Regions from separate parts of the Homo sapiens genome. Here region 1 is linked to region 2. Evidence: read pairs that join two places in POLR2A ChIA-PET (ENCODE). Cell type or tissue: K562. All regions are shown on one strand. Region 1 overlaps RSPH14 (radial spoke head 14 homolog). Region 2 has its middle 59 kb from the start of GNAZ.

The links. ChIA-PET counts read pairs that join two places held together with the same protein. Peaks named below come from ENCODE experiments on the same cell type or tissue, not always from the same donor. Only the 100,000 strongest peaks of a DNase experiment are listed, where the experiment ranks them.
Region 1: POLR2A ChIA-PET joins it to region 2 with 6 read pairs; 6 of 35 experiments call an interaction of 5 or more read pairs at or near these places.

The regions. Positions count from the first base shown.
Region 1 is chr22:23,060,728-23,068,727 of GRCh38, forward strand. It overlaps RSPH14 (radial spoke head 14 homolog), which reads right to left. Exons shown (of 7, transcript NM_014433.3): 5 at 3,175-3,406; 6 at 1,082-1,218. Among named protein-coding and RNA genes, the nearest start is that of GNAZ, 5.8 kb to the right of the region's middle. RefSeq lists a silencer at 5,432-5,639. In K562, no CTCF peak of the experiment used is centred here; no DNase peak of the experiment used is centred here; H3K27me3 peaks cover 7,963 bases.
Region 2 is chr22:23,007,297-23,015,296 of GRCh38, forward strand. No RefSeq gene overlaps it. Among named protein-coding and RNA genes, the nearest start is that of GNAZ, 59 kb to the right of the region's middle. In K562, no CTCF peak of the experiment used is centred here; DNase peaks (open chromatin) are centred at 448, 869, 4,092, 5,549 and 7 weaker places; H3K27me3 peaks cover 3,683 bases.

The sequences.
Region 1 (8,000 bases), 53 kb after region 2:
GTCCCCTGTGTTTGCCCCACCCATGCTGGGCTTCTCCTCCACATCCCTCATCACTGCCTCCCAGGGCCTGGCACGTGGCAGGGGCTTCAGGACCCTCAGCTGGAGTGCCAGCTTGGGAATAAGTGGCCTCATCTCCCTGGGTCTCAGCCTCTTGTGTCTCGAGCCCCGTGGCCCTCCAAGCACTCCTACAGAAAGCCTGGACCGAGAAGGACACTGGGCTGAGGCTGCCCCAAGATAAACACGCAGGGGGAGCCCCTGCCACCGTGCAGTCAGCATCCTGACTACACCAGTAAAAGGAGGGGCTGTGGACTCCAAGAAAGCCCCAACCTCTCCCATCTGCATACCTCAAGCAGCATTAGGGTCAGGTGTGCAGGGCCTGGGAGGACCTGTCTTTGGGAGGCTGATTGCAAATCCAAGCCCAGATGGTCCTCCATGGAACTCAAAGGAAGCACAGGGCCCCAGGCTGGTGGGTGTGTAGGGGCCAGAGGGAAAGTCAAATGCTTTCAGGGGTCCTGGGAGTGCCACGCCCCAGTCTGCCAGGTGTGGAAACAGCCCAGGGTTCTTCCATGAGCCCAGGGTTGGGTGACTTAGAGGGGAAGCCTGACTGGCTGGGAGTCCCAAGGTAGGGGGCTCGGGGGAGATAATTCTGAATTTGCCCCCTCCTCCAGTTTAAGAAAAATAATTAGGATGAATAAACACCATAGAGTCAAGGGCTCCAGGGTTTGCTTAGACCTCAGGGTAACAGAATCATGGATGGCAAACTAATCAACCCTTGAGTCACAGCTCACAAGGGGCCTGGGTGGGAGGCGGGAATTCCAGGCCCAGGGAACAGACTGGTGCGAAGGCACAGAGGTCCTAATGTGAGTGACTGGTGAGGGGCCACTGTGCTGGGGAGAAGAGGGAGGGCTGGGCCTTGGACCCAACCTTGAAAGGACATCAGTGATAGGCCAAGGGGAGGTTTTTTTTTTTTTTGCAAAGTGTGGAGTTTGGGGGACGATACCCAGCCCCTGAGTACAGAAAGCTCATCACGGCTGCTAGCCTGCTAGGGTCTCCCTCCCTGCGGCACCCCCCACCGCCTCACCTTCAGTGATCACTGTGGCGAACATCAGGGCACCGGCAGCGTTAGACTTCACATGCTCCACTGGGTCTTTCAGCAGATGGACCAGGATGGGGATGACGTCAAAATGACACACCTGTTTCTTGCCCTCTCGAGATATGCTGGGGCAGAGAGGGAACAGAGAGGGGCTCTGCTTGGAAGGGAGAAGAGGCGCAAGGCCCAGGAGTGCCCCAGGGAGACACAAAAGAAATAATTGTGTGGGGGCTACCCCAGGTAGTCCCAGGACTGGTCCCCATGATCCAGGACTGGTCATGGCAGGGATGCTGGGCTGCAGAGGAGCATTGGTGTGAACGCGGCCCACTGCCAGTGAAGACCACGGGGTGACAGGGCCTCACTCTGAGCCAGCACACAGAAAAGAAATAGGGCATGTTCTCCGTGGCCCCAAAATGGGGAACAGCAGGACCCAGGGGTGTCAACCACAGGGAGACCTGTTTTGACTTTGCCTAAGAGCCAGAGCTGACAGTGATGGGCCAAGCTGCCCCCAACAGCAGCAGCTGCCGGGCACTGGGCAACTGCAGCTAAGGACTCAGACCAGGTAACTTTTAGGCCACTTACTCTGGCACTGAATGAAGTTGTGGAAATGAGGATGATGAACTCCCCAAAAGTTTCCTGAGAGAGGGTCAATTCTGTCCCCTAAAAAGAAAGGGCTCCCTGGGCCAGGAAACACTGTTCACAAGCCCCACAGGAATGCCACAGTGCAAAGACCCCTGTGTCACTTAGTTTAATCAACCTTTCCCAAATGTAGCCACCAAAGAACCCTCATTTTTGTAGAGCTCTTAATGACCTCAAAGACACAGGTGTTCCCTGGGAACACAGATTGGGAAATGAGGTTGGCCAGCCACTAGCTGTGACACTGGGAGCCTTTCAGGGCAGTGGGCCTCAACCCCGAAGCCCATGATCAAAGTTGCAGAGTCCTGGGCCCCACATGCAGGGATTCCCTGATTCGTTCACACAGCAAGACACTGAGACAAGAGCGATGCAGGGATTCCCCGATTTGTTCACAAGAGTGGGGACAAGAGCAGGGTTTCTCCAGCTCAGTGTTCTTTAGGGCCAGATAATTCTCAACTGGGAGCCAAAGCTCCCCCGCTGCAAACCCTGGGTTTAGGGCAGCAAACAGAGGAAAGCCCTGTCCTCAGGAGCTCCCCTCGGGGATGACACACAAAGTAACGGCAGGGATGGTGGTCACAGTGGACATGGGAGGACAGGGGACAGCAGGGAGGTTACAGTTTCAGAGAGAGAGAGCTCTCTCCTGGAAAGCCACTCTCATGGTCCCACAGAAAGGGGACCTCTGAGCAGACCTAAGAATGATGGGGCTGGGACAGGGCCCAGGAATCTGCATTTTCACAAACCTCCCGGTGGCTTGGGTCCGGGGCCCCACTTGCAGAAATACTGGCCTGAGCCTCTAGTGAGACTCTCAGAAGAGAAGCCAGGACTTAGGGAAGGCAAGAGGGTCTCCACTAAAGAGACATAGCCACAGCTAAGGCAGAGACTCTGGGGTTCGGTGACCAGCCTGTCCTCGTGAAAAGGGGCCCAGTGTGAGAACACACACCGCACCCTGCCCCCTGCAGCTTTGAGGCTTTGGGCTCCCTCAGTTTCCAGGCCAGGATGTAGACTGTGATCCTGTGTGACCTGGTGTGAGACACAAGACACTGCCTCCTTTTCTCACCTGTGAAGGCAGACATCACCTCCCTGGAGGGTCGCCTAAATGTGAGGTTTGTAGACAACGCCTGGCACACAGGAGGCACTCAGTGACCGCTGGGTGTCATGATCATCACCAGTGCATCTCCTGTGCTGGCCTTCCTCATGGGGAGGGGGTGCACAATCATCTGGCTTTGTCCAGGCTGAGGGGTTTCCTGGGATACAGTACACTCCCAGGCCAACGGGATGGTGGTCACCCTAGGGGAGAAGGTCATCCTCTGTCCCAGCTCCCTCCTACCCCTGGGCACAAGCAGGCAAGGGGAAGCAGGCCCAGGGTGGCCGCCCTTGAGCTCTGGACCAGTCCAGCTCAGGTGCCTTCTCCCAGCCTTGGTAGAAACCCAGCCTAGGCCAGGCCTCACCTGACATTAAGGAGCGCACGGGCGGCCTTGCTGCGGATGTTCTGGTTGGCGCTGAGGAGCTTCTGCTTCAGGACAAGCACCACATTGCTGCCCAGGGCCTCGGTGGCATCCTCCTGCAGGCAGAGGACCAGTGTGTCCAGGATGAACTCCTGGAACTCCTCCTCCTCCACCTCCACCTGCAGCTTCCATACCAGTGAGGAAATCAGACCTTTGCTGATGATCTCTTGGGCCCCTACAAGGCAGGAAAGGGCACTGAGGGCGGGCTGGCCACACACCCACCCACCCATGCCAGTTGGCCTGCAGGGCTCAAGGAGGGTCTTGCAGAACCAGTGGGTGGGTTTGACAAAAGGACTTGCAAGTGCCACCCCCACACACACGTCCCGCCTGGCCAGGGGCCTGAGCGACCAGCAGGCAGCTGCAGTGACAGCCATGTCAGGGGCTAAGGGCGGAGGCTCAGAGAACCCAGGAAGGACCAGTCTTTTGTCGCCTGTGTCTCAGGGGGCATCTACCATAGCAAGCGCACAGCAGCTGGAGAGGCAATAAGCCACCCCTCGGAGAGCTGACAGCTCACTCCTGCAGGGCCCAGGCACACCAGGAGACCTCCACTCTTCCCTCCCCCTGCCCCAGAGTTGGGGAGCCAGCCAAGCCCCCGCTTCCCATCCACCAAAATATTTCAAAGCTGCTGGAGACCCCACACTGGTCTGACCAGCCCTGGAGAAGAGCTTGGTTTTGACTCTGAGACAGAAGACCTAGAGTGTAGGCCAGTGTCACACTCACCAAAAAGAGCTGTGCCCCAACTAAAGGTGACGGGAAGCCATAGGCTCTCGTCTTCAAGGGACCTGGGGCTCTGTGGGAAGGGGGCTCCACATGGCACAGCTGGGGTGCAGGTACTGGGAGAAGCACAATGAGGCAAGGCTCCCCCATAAACAGGCCCCACCTGGCTCCTCCCAGCTCCCTTCCCTCCTGAGGAATGTCAGCATGTGATTGCCTAGAGAACCCAGCACGAGTGGCATCCTGAGCCCAGGACGGTGGGCAGAACAGCCCTCCTGAGTCACTGAGATGAGAAGCACAGGGAATGTGCACAGTGCCCTTCCCTACGGCACGCAGCTGCCCTCGCCACTGCCCTGCAGCCCACTGCCTACTGCAAAGCCATCTACAGCCCCCAGGGAGGTGGCCACCAGAAGACACCTCTTTCTTCCGCCCTCCCCAGCTAAACCCTCTAATTTACTCTAGAGAGAGAAATAAACAGGTTGATTAGCCTAAAGGTCTCCAAGTGCCAATTAGTACCAGGGATTTCCTCTTTGAAGACATCACCCCAACCTTCTTCCCCCACTCCCTGAGGACATCAAACAGCAGGTGCCCAGGGTGATGGGGTAGAAAGGCGGAGCAGGGTGCTGAGTGGCTCTTACCGCCCCCCACCATGTCTCATAATGTCCAGCAGCTCTCCATGCCCCATCCCCCAGGTCCTCTGGTGTCAGGTGGCTTCCAGTGCCCCTGGCCAGCTTCTCACTGTGGTATCAGATGGAGCAGCTAGATCTGCCCTGTTTGTTCTCAGGGCTCTGACCACCCAGGAAAAGTGGGTTCCTGTTGCTTCTACTGTGTTGGCCTTTTTTATTTAATATGCACAGATTGCAAAAAAAAAAAAAAAAAAAAAAAAAAAAGCCTAGGTCTCATTTAAAACATATCCTTTCCAATCTGTGTGACCTTGGACAAGTTACTTAACCTCTCTGAGTCTAGTTTCCTTATCACTGAAACGGGCCTACCTGGCAGGGGGTTGTGGATGAAAACGTGTTCCACGTGCTGTGGATTTCTTCATCCATGTAAGGGTCTGTCCCTGTGTGCCCAGAACATCTGGGCCTAGGGTGGCAAGAGTCTCCTGAATTCCACCAACACTGAGTCCCAGCTACAAGCAAGGGCCTGCTGGAGGCTGAGGAGTAGGATACAAGACAAACGCTGCACAGCCCAAGCCCTGCAGATCCCATCAGTGCAGAAACCCCCCAACCCTACCACCCCTCCCGAGGCCTGATCCTCTCTCTCTCGCAGCTCCCTGCTTTGCCCATACCACACACCTGGCCTCCTGCTCCCGCTCTGCTTCCCCTCAGGTTCTGCCCACGGTCTCCCTACCCACTCCTGGCTATAGATTCAACTCAGTGGTGACCTGGACGGCCCTCTTCCAGCTCACAGCAGGGAGGCGACAATTTGACCTTCTGTTAATTTTGCTGGCAGATGGAAGGACAAAGTTCTGGGATGGGGACACTTGAGCAAAGACCTGGGGGTAAGGAAGTTGTTAATTTTCAAATCAGGGCTAGATTGTAGCCTCGTCTCACCTATCTGAGCTTCCCAGGAAATCCCTGGGACAGGTGTCATTGCTGAGTCAGGATGGGCACAAGTTAGGGGAGGAATATAGAAGGAGTTGAGGTCAGAAAAGTCAACATTCAAGGTGATCACCTCCATTACCCACCTCTCCTTGGTGAGGAAACTGAGGCCCAGAGAGGCAACTTGAATACCTAAGGTCACACAGCAGATGGTGGCAAAGCCAGGCGGGACCCTCAGCCCCTTGGGTTTTGTTTCTCAGGCATTTGTCTTGTACTTCTGCTCCTAGAAATGCTTAGCACAGGGACCGGGGTTCATTTTGAGACAGAGGGAGAAGATTAAAAATAAAACGCGTGCCGGGTGTGCCTTTCTGCTCGTTCACTTTGCTTCTTTTCAGCTAAAAGAAGAGTCTCGGGCCTGGCTATTTATAACTAACCCAGATCTGCGATGGCTTGCTCAAGTGGGGGTGGGGCACACAGACCCCAGGGAAACAATCGGGGAAATCCACCCAACTGGGCGGCAGCCTGAGCGTCCGCTGGGGGTGGGGGGTGGTTGCAGAAGAGGTAGGACAGGTGGGGCACAGAGAATCAGCCAGATGGGGTGGCACCAGAGCAGGCCAGGCTCTGGGCCATCCATGGTTTAGAGACAAGCAACATATGCCCACCCCACCCCCGGGAAGTGGGAAAACTAGTGGAATAGTCAGCTGGGGACAGGTCACTACAGAACAGGTTGACATGTGTGTAGACCAGGAATTCCAGGGTCCTAGGGGCTCTGGAGGTGCACAAAGGGAGGCCCCGGGGAAGCTGGTTCTCATGGATGTGGAGGAGAGCCCAGAACAGCAGGGCTCAAATGTATGTGTTTGTGGGGAGTCCCCGATCTGGCCTGGCTGATATGTAGGGGCTAGGATGGGTTCAGTGGTTGATGAGCCAAAGAGATCCAATGGGATTGAGGGGTCACGGATGTCCATGGTGTGGAGCCCCAGTGGTGGAGTCTGGGTCATTTTCTTTGTGGTGGGGCAGGGCGGGTGCTGACACCATGTTGAGGGGCCACTCCTCAGCCAGCTGTGCCTGCTGGGTTGGGGAGGTGCTGAGTGGGCTCAGTCACCACCATGGCCCCCTTCCTCTGGCTACAGCAAAGCCCCAGCTGTTGTCTCCCAGCCAATGAGGGCTCAGGACAGAGCACCAGCACCCAGGTTCTGGTCGCAGCCACACCCTTTCCTGTTAGGGGACTGCACATCCACACATGGCATCTGGGGCCCACCTTGCCGCAGGTGACCCACCTGTCCAGCTTTAGCCTTGCATGGCCCTGTGCCCTGAACTCCTGGCCCACTGGGCCTGCCTTTGCTCCAAGGGGTGCTTCTCTGTCCTCAGCTTTCTCGGCTTCCAGGTAGCTGGGAGCATGGTTAACAGCTTCTTCCTTTACCACATGCTCTCTTCCCGTGCCTCTGGTACCCTCCATTCTCTGGTTCCTGACCACCTCCCCAACTGCTCCTCCATCTTTTTGGTAAGCACCATCTCTTCCTCCAGTGGTCCCCACCCTCTCCCCTTCTCTCATCTCCCTGGGTCCTGATAATGCCCCGCCACTGTCTCCTAACATGCTCTTGGTCTCCCTGCCATCTCACAGCCACAGCAGACCGTACACTGAACTCAGCCTCACAGACTGACTTCTGTGCTCACTCCCACTTCCTCTGGACTGACTAACTGATGTTTTTGTTATTTTATTATGTCCAGTAGGACAACTCACATTGTCTGTGGGACCACGCCTACTGTAAACAGGCAATTAAAAACTTCTCCTCCTCCTTCTCAAATTTAAAAGACTAATGTTAAAACTCTCGAGCAGTTCTTAGGCCAACGTCCCTGATCCTACTGCCCCAAGCTGGCATCTGTGCATGGGCAACGACCCTGGCCCCAGCCACACTGGTCTTCTCTGGGTTCTTCCTGGCCTCGTGCTCCTTCATGTCCTGCACCGTCCCCGCCTTGGAACTCACTTCCCTCCCACCCTATGTCACTGGCCACCTCCACGCCTGCTATGGCCTCATTCCAAGCATCTCTTCCTTTGGGAAGCTGGCCCAATGCCCAATGCTCCCCCACTCCACATGCCCCCAGAGCCCCAGTGGGTCTCCTCAGATAGCCTCACATGACTGTAAGGCCCAATCGTTGTTTGCTTTCTGCCCCTGCCCTACAGGCAGAGGGTCTGCCAGAAAAGGGCCGGTCTGAATCCTAGAACTGTGCCTACAACTATACCCTGGTGGAGGAGGCTATCTGTAAGTGACTGCTGCATGAATACAATATTGGTTTGATGCCAGGTGAGATGTCCCTCTCTTACTTTGAGGTCAAGTCAGGGAGGTGTCAGCCAGCCCCAGTGGACCCCTCCGCAGGCTAGCCTCTGCTCTGGACCACTGGAAAGGGCCATCTCACTGTTGCATGTGGGCTTACCTCTGCAAACAATTCAACTCTGACCCCCAGACTCTGCAGTGGAAACAGCCTCTGGCTATCCCAAGACATGCTAATATG
Region 2 (8,000 bases):
GCAGGACCACATGGGAAAGACATCAGGTGGTCAGGAGGAAAAAGACAAAGGGAAGGGTTGGGATACTGCCTTTATTGAGGCTTCTGCAGAAAAGGCAAGGCAGTGCAGAATGAACAGTTTACTTTGTTATGGCAGCCCTAGCAAAGATATAAGTAGTAAGTGTGAAACAGCTTGGGAAGCTTGGGACCTTGCTAAAAAAGTAAGCCATCTACGATTTAGAGCCAAATCAAAGGTGAAAATAATAAAAGCTACAGGTATTTAGAAGAAGAGGGCATATGGTTCTTGTGAAGTCCCCAGGTAAGTCTTGATAAAGCAGGTAGAATTTGAGATAGAACTTAAAATAGACATGTTTGAGGTCAGTGGACAAGAACATATGAGAATAGTCAGGATAGAAAGTGGAACAATATTCATTAGTATCTATTCACCTACCATGAGCCAGGCACTGAGCTATGGTCCAGGAATATAGTGAACAAAAAGGGCATGGTTCTTGTCGTCTTGGTGTGCACAGCCTGAGATACAGCAGGATTGTATGGGACACCAGCATGCACACCGGCAGTGTTGGCACAGGACAAGTCACAGAGCTGTGTAGTCAGGACCTGTCTCTCTTGAACACTGGCTATCTTTGTACTATGTGATTAAGCACTTGATTTTGCTCTATGATTATTCCATAAAAGGGATTTGTCATCATTACCATTCTCAGCTGGATTTTCTTCTGCATCAAATATTGCACAAGAAGCTGGATTCCAAACTCCTGGGAGACAGTGGTGTTTATTCTCCTTTCTTATTTCTCCCATCTTAACAGATGCCAGGGGCAGTGACTCCCCATCTTGAATTCTTGGGCTACTCCCAGAATCAGCCATGTCTCTAACAACCAGAACTTGTGAGCAAGACTCATCCCCCTGGGTCTGCCTCTTCAGCACTCACTGTTGATGGTGACTTGTCTCATTGCTTGTACAGGTGGTGACAGTGCCAGAATATTTCAAGAATAGGTTTGGTAGCTATCAGAGTGAGATCCTTCTCTCCATTCTGTATTTATTCCTCTGTATCTTCAATAAGATACCAGTGAGTTGTGTAAAATCCAGCCCAAGAAACAGAACCAAGAAAAAAAAGCAAGAGGCAGGACTCAAGATTATGCTGGATTTGTCCCAGCGATTTACTCTGGGTCCTCTAAATTACTTGTTGGCCTTTGTTGTGAAGCCAGAGTAGAAAAAAATGACTTCACATTCACAAAAAATAAAAGAAGCATCTTCTTTACCTCCCAAGCCTAGGTTACAGGTCCCTCCTCTGTATTCCCAGGAACCTTGGGCTTACCCATCTCATATCAGTAGGTCATGTGCTTAAAAGAATCCAGGAATTTTCACCACCTGTACAAAACTTAAACTTGTTCTGGCTTTTAAAGGCTGTCCTGCGGAAGCCCCAGTCTACCTTTCTAAATGGATCTCCTTATTTCCTAATGGTTACACACTGTGCTCTAGTCACACTGCTTGCCTCATTGATTCTCAAGTCCAGCAAGCTTATTCCAAATCAAAACCCTCTAGACTTGCTCTGTACTGTGTCTGGAATGTTCTTCCCTCAGATCTTGCATGGCTAACTCCTTGTATTATTCCTTGAAAGAAAAATAGCACTTCCTTGAAGGGGCCTTCCAAGGATGCACCCAATTCATCTCTACTCCATTACTCAGGTCTTGGTTTTTGTCTTTAATTAGAGACAGGGTCTTGCTATGTTGCCCAGGCTGGAGTGCAGTGGCTATTCATAAATGTGATCATCATTCACTGCTGCGGCAGGCCAGGTCTCACTAACGCAGGCCTCTGTAACAACTGTTTCAGCACTGACTGAGTGGTTAAGTTAAATATTAAAAGCTGATAGAGCCAGTGCTCTAATACAAATGCTGGAATGTAACAAAGGCTCACCAAGAGTTTTGTCCAGGCCTTTCCTGGGCCTTGAAGCATGATGAGATAAAAAAGGAATTCTTAAAAGGACCCATTTAGAATTAAGCAAGTTTCATTGGGGGTCTGAAGAAACCCCCCAGGTCTCCACAAACAAGTTTATTGGAGGTCTGCAAGAACTCATCAAACCTCCATGATTTAGCAGGAGACAAGATAAGGGTAATTGCCCCAGCACCTGGGCCCATTTAGATTAAGAAAATTTACTAAGGCTCCAGAGGAAGGTCTTCAGGACTCAGATCTCAGTTACAGAATAAAAGTTAGCACTTATGTCTTTAGATAAATGCACACTTACACGTAGACATATAGCTTAGAAGGCACATAAGTTCTAGAAAACTGTAATTTTGAGTTAGTCCAAATTTTGATAATTTCCAGGCCTTCTCCCTGTAACCAGTTACATAAATAAAAAACTCTTCTTTCCCAGTTCATCTGCATCTCATTATTGGGCCACGAGAGTAAGCAGCCTGATCCTCGTTTTGGTCTAGGAACACTTGAACTTGAACTCCTGGGCTCAAGCAATCCCCCTCCTGAGCCTCCCAAGAAGCTGTGATTATAGGTGTGCACCACTGCACCCAGCTTCACTGCTGTTTTTATTTTCTGTGAAATGCCTGCCACCATGTGAAAGCAATTTATCTGCTTGCTTATCTGGCTTCTCCACTTCAGTGCAAGCTTCCTGAGACCAAGGGCCTCCTGCCTTGTTCACTGCGTTACCTTCCCCCTGTACTGAGAACATGTTTAGCACATAAGGTACTTCATAAATGTTTTCTGAATAACTGGAATAGTGGCACTTATCACACTGCATAGAAAATGCCTATTTTGTGGTTTGTCTCCATTAAACATAAGCTCTTGAGGATGGCAACTGAGTTTTGGTAACTTGTGTCTTCTGAACACTGCTGAGTGTCTATGACATGGTTGGCACTCAGTAAGTAGTTAGTGAATAAATGGATAGATGAATCTGTCCATTTTATCCCTGGCTTTGGAGATCAGAATAACAAAGCAAGGGGTTATCCAGTTAAATGATGTGCAGATGTTTCAAAATCAGTGTCAACTGAGCCAGGGGTCAACAAATCTGGTCAGCAGGCCAATCTGGATAATGATGGGCTTTGTGCAGCTCTGAAGCTAAGAATGATTTTTATAGTTTTAAAAGGTTGTAAAAAAAAAAAAAAAAAAAAAAAGAGAGATGGTATGTGACCAGCAAACTTGCCTTTACAGGAAAAGTTTGCTGATCCCTGAGAAGTCATTCCCGTTCCCTTTTTCCAGTGGTGGAACTGTAAAAACAACTAACTCTCTGAACTAATTCCCTCTCTGAAGCTCCAGAGTGGAAGAGGCTAAGTTGTGCCACTGGAAGAATGGGGTTAACTCAAGCCCTAAAAGTACTAACCTTGGCTGAACTCATGGGGCACAAGCCTATGCTCAACAAAACGGATGAACCTTACCCAGTGTCCACTGGTGATGTAGTGCTATTCAGATACCACCTCTGGTAGATGGCTTCTAAGGTCAGTGTCTTTGTGGAATCACTGTGGATTCAGTTGGAAGTGAAAGTGCAGCCTGCTGACTCCGTATTCATTTCAGTTGGAGGTTTGCTCTTCTGCCGTGTTCATGAAGATAGTTTAGGAAATGGGTGTTTAACTGATCACAATCTCGCTGAAAATTGCTGGCATTCATACCATCTCAGGTGAGGTTACTCTAACCACACAAGTACTTACATTGGCACACTCTACTTAGTGGATGACAGAGAAGTCATTCTACCTAAAGATAGAGAAGTCTATCTCTGTGAATGACAGAGATGTCATTCTACCTAACATCTCTGCAGTTTGTAGAAAAACTCTTTATAGAGTTTGTAGACATTGAAGCAGCAGTCTCCAGCTTTTGCACTTACCCTAAGTCTGTAAATGACATTGCTAAGACCTGAGGAGACTGAACAATGAAAAGAACAGAGACGGGGGGCCTAAGTAGTGTCCTCCCACTAGAAATCAGCTTGGGCTGGCTGGGTCCCTCCCAGGGGTCTGACAGGGACAACAGCGATTATGTCTGCGGTGGGGAGGGACACTGCAGGCCACCAGGTAAAAGACTGGGAGCACAGAAGACAAATGATGGGGAGGCAGCAGCCATGGGCCACCTGGTCAGGCCTGATCAGATGGAATCTTTTGTAGGGGCAGTTCTGTCCTAGGCAGCTACTGCCTAGGTTCTGAGAGTGGAAGCTCTCACCACTCCTTCTTTCCAGCAACAGTGCAAATCTCAGATGCTGGGTGTTTCCCTGGCAGTTCACCAGAGACCAAGGGGAAAGAATCAAAGTGAGGCACAGAATGCCCTCAATCAGTGGTTCACAGTGCAGAGGAGTGGGAATTGGATTTTTCTTCCCAGAGGGCACTTGGTAATGTTTGGAGGCATTCTGGGTTGTCACAGCTGGGCCAGGGGGAGCTCTGCTGGCTGTTAACTGTTGCTTCCAGGTCAGGTGCAGTGGCTCATGCCTATAATCCCAGCACTTCAGGAGGCTGAGGCAGGAGGATCCTTTGAGCTCAGGAGTTTGAGACCAGTGTGGGCACCATGGCAAACTCTGTCTCTACAAACATTTTTAAAATTAGCCAGGTGTGATGACACACACCTGTAGTCCCAGCTACTCAGGAGGCTGTGGGAAGACTGCTTGAGCCTGGGAGATCCAGGCTGCAGTGAGCTATGATCATGCCATTGCACTCCACCCTGTCTTAAAAAATAATGATAAAAATTTTTAAGAAAGGGAATTAAAGGGAAATTAGGAAATTGTGACACAGAAGGGCAAGATAAGAATCCAACAAGAGATCATGAAGGACATTAAAGAGAGAAAACAGGATGGACTAAAACTAAGCATAAGTCACTCACTGAATTAAAGAGATCAAGCGCCTGAATGTGGAGAACTGGGGGTGTGGTGGGGAGTATACAGAGTACTTGATGTGGGAGTAACTTTCAGAAGAGTGAGTCAAATGTGGCTTTCTTTCTCTCTCTTTGCCTGTTCAGGTGGTTTGATAGCTGTGGTTTATACCAGCATCTTGAATGCTGACATTATGCTTTGGGGATCAGTCATGTTAATAGGCTTTGGGAAGTAAAACAAGATGACTGGGTACCATGGTGGAACCTTTGGCTCTAGAGCTGCCTGGGCCATCAGCATCTTTGTCTCACAGATGAGGATGATACAGAAGGACTGGGCTCTCGGCTAAACCCCAACCTTAACCCTGGAACCACAGCTCTAAGTGAAAACAGCTGACCCTGTTTTTCCACCCAAATATTGCCTTTTTGGCCTGCTCCACCCCTATCCTGTGCCCATAAAAAACTTCAGAGGCAGAGCAACACAAACAGCTGAGTGTCAAGGTATAAGCGGCTGAGTGACAGACAAGCAACTGAGCGTCAGAGACTATAAAAAAACACAGCTAATTTCAGACAGTGCAGTTTTGGAGAAGGGTCTGACCAGAAACGGTTAGGCTTTAGGAAAAGATCACTTTCCCATCCTTTTTCCAGCCAAGTGGGAGGTGCCAGCCATCTGGCTACATGGGACCCCTAACCCGAGGCTTCCCTGGGGACTGGGAGGTGTGCGCAGCTCATTGCTGCCTCGCTTAGCCCTTGAACATGGCACACGCATGCAGCAGACACGCCCAGGCTCCTAAGCAGGGAGGGGAGGGGGTGAGCAGAGGAACCACCACACACCATGCCTGCCCGTGGCTGTTGGGGTGAGTGTGGGGATGGCACCTCTAAGAAAAAACGGGAATCACATTGTTCTGAATTCCATATCTAATGGCTAGGCCAAACACTCATTCTACCTAACATCTCTGCAGTTTGTAGCAAAACTCTTTATGAGAGAGATAGAAGCCAGTCAGGCACGGTGGCTCACGCCTGCAATCCCAGCACTTTGGGAGGCCGAGGTGGGCAGATCACCTGAGGTCAGGAGTTCGAGACCAGCCTGGCCAACATGGTGAAACCCAATCTCTAGTAAAAATACAAATATTAGCCAGGTATGGTGGTGGGTGCCTGTAGTCCCAGCTACTCAGAAGGCTGAGGCAGGAGAATCACTTGAACCTGGGAGGCGGAGGTTGCAGTGAGCCAAGATTGCACCACGCACTCCAGCCTGGGGGACAAGAGCAAGACTCCGTCTCAAAAAAAAAAAAAAAAAAAGAAAGAAAGAAAGAGATAGAAACCATTTGCAGGCATTAAAGAAGAAAAGATACAAAGATATCACAGCAAAGTCTGCAGATTTGGGCCGACGCCTGTTAGGGCAGTCATGGATGGAGTTTAGTCTTGGGGCCTTCCAGCAACACTGAGGAGTGGCCTCAGTCAGATGCCTTTGGTTCCCCAGGACCTTATTCCCATCCCATAAGACAGTTTGACCACCGTGAAGGAAAACAGCCACAGAGCCAACATTCTTTTCACCCAAAAGAGACATTTCGTCATGTACTCACTTGTCTGACGTATCCAGGACAAGCCTTCAGATGAGATGGGATAGTTCCCTTGATCCCCTTCATGGGCAGAAACTGGAGTGGCTCATTTCACTCAGCCCGGCGTTGGCCACTCCTCACAGGAGACAGCATGCAAGCGAGAGTGTGCAGGAACCAGAATGAACAAATGCTGGAACCGCCAATCACTCCTCTCTGCTAGGAGCAGGTTCTGTGCGGGCCGAGTAGCGTCGTCCAAGCATGTTACAACCAATGCTGTTTCAGCTCTTATGTCTGGAAACAGCCAAGTGCCAACCGGCTTGGTGGAGGGTCAGGGTGGCAGCCCCTGCCCTCTCAGCACCTGGGTTCTTGTCCAATGTCCAGGAAGAATCAGGTCACATGAACCATTTGAAAGGGGATGCATGTGGAGGAATTTATTGGGTGGTGGGTGGCTCTCAGCAGAAACGGAGGCTGGAAACGGAAGGGGATGATGGGAAGGGGATCTTTCCCTGAAGCCCAGCCATCTCCAGCCAGGCCCCTCTCCACAAAGCTGCACCATCTGAAGTTAGCTGCGTCTGTCCACAGTCTCTGATGCTCAGTTGCTTCTCTGATTGCCGCTCAGCTGCTTCTGTTGCTCTGCCGGCTGAAGTCTTTTTGGGGCACAAGATAGGGGCGGGGCAGGCCAAAAAGGCAACATTTGGGTGGAAAAACGGGGTAAGCTGTTTCACTTAGGGCCACAGTTCCAGGATTCAGCGGGGGGTTTAGCTGGGAGCCCAGCCCTTCTGTATCAAGGAGACTGAAGCCCAAACACAACCCAACAGCATTGTTGAAAGTCATGCTGAAAGTTGGGGAGGATGTTTCTGCTCACTTCAAGAGAAAGACGAGTCAAAGCATGGGAGTGGAAATGACAAACTCTAGTGCTTTGGTACACTACACTCCTCCTCACTTCTGGGCCGTCATCAGTGTTCTTCCCTAGTTAGAAGGCCACCTTCTTTTTCACCACTCAATTAAATCTATCCACCAAGGTCAACAGAAGATCCACCCCTAAAGATATAATTCCACCATTAATCCATCAACACAGCCCTCTTCTCTGGAGCTCACATCACTACCACACAAGTCAACATATTTAAACACATAACGTAATTGTTTATTGAGTGTTTCACATAAATAATCATACTCCCTACATCCAAAACTTCTGAAGAACCAGAACCATGGTACTCCCTATGCAAAGCACTGTCTGATGCATTAAGTAGATTCATGCATCACTAAACGGCCAGGACACATTCTGAGAAATGTGTCATTAGGCAATTTCTTTGATGTGCCACCATCATAGAGTATGCTTACATAAACCTAGAGGGTGTAGCCTATTCCTCCTAGGCTGCAAACCTGTACATGTTATTATACTGAATATTACAGGCAATTCTAACACAATAGTATTTGTGTAGCTAAACCTAAAAAAGGTACAGTAAAAATATGATATAAAAGATAAAATGTGGGCTGGGCACAGTGGCTCACCCCTGTAATCCCAGCACTTTGGGAGGCCGAGGCGGGCAGATCATGGGGTCAGGAGATCGAGACCATCCTGGCTAACACGGTGAAACCCCGTCTCTACTAAAAATATAAAAAATTAACCGGGCGTGGTGGCAGGCGCCTGTAG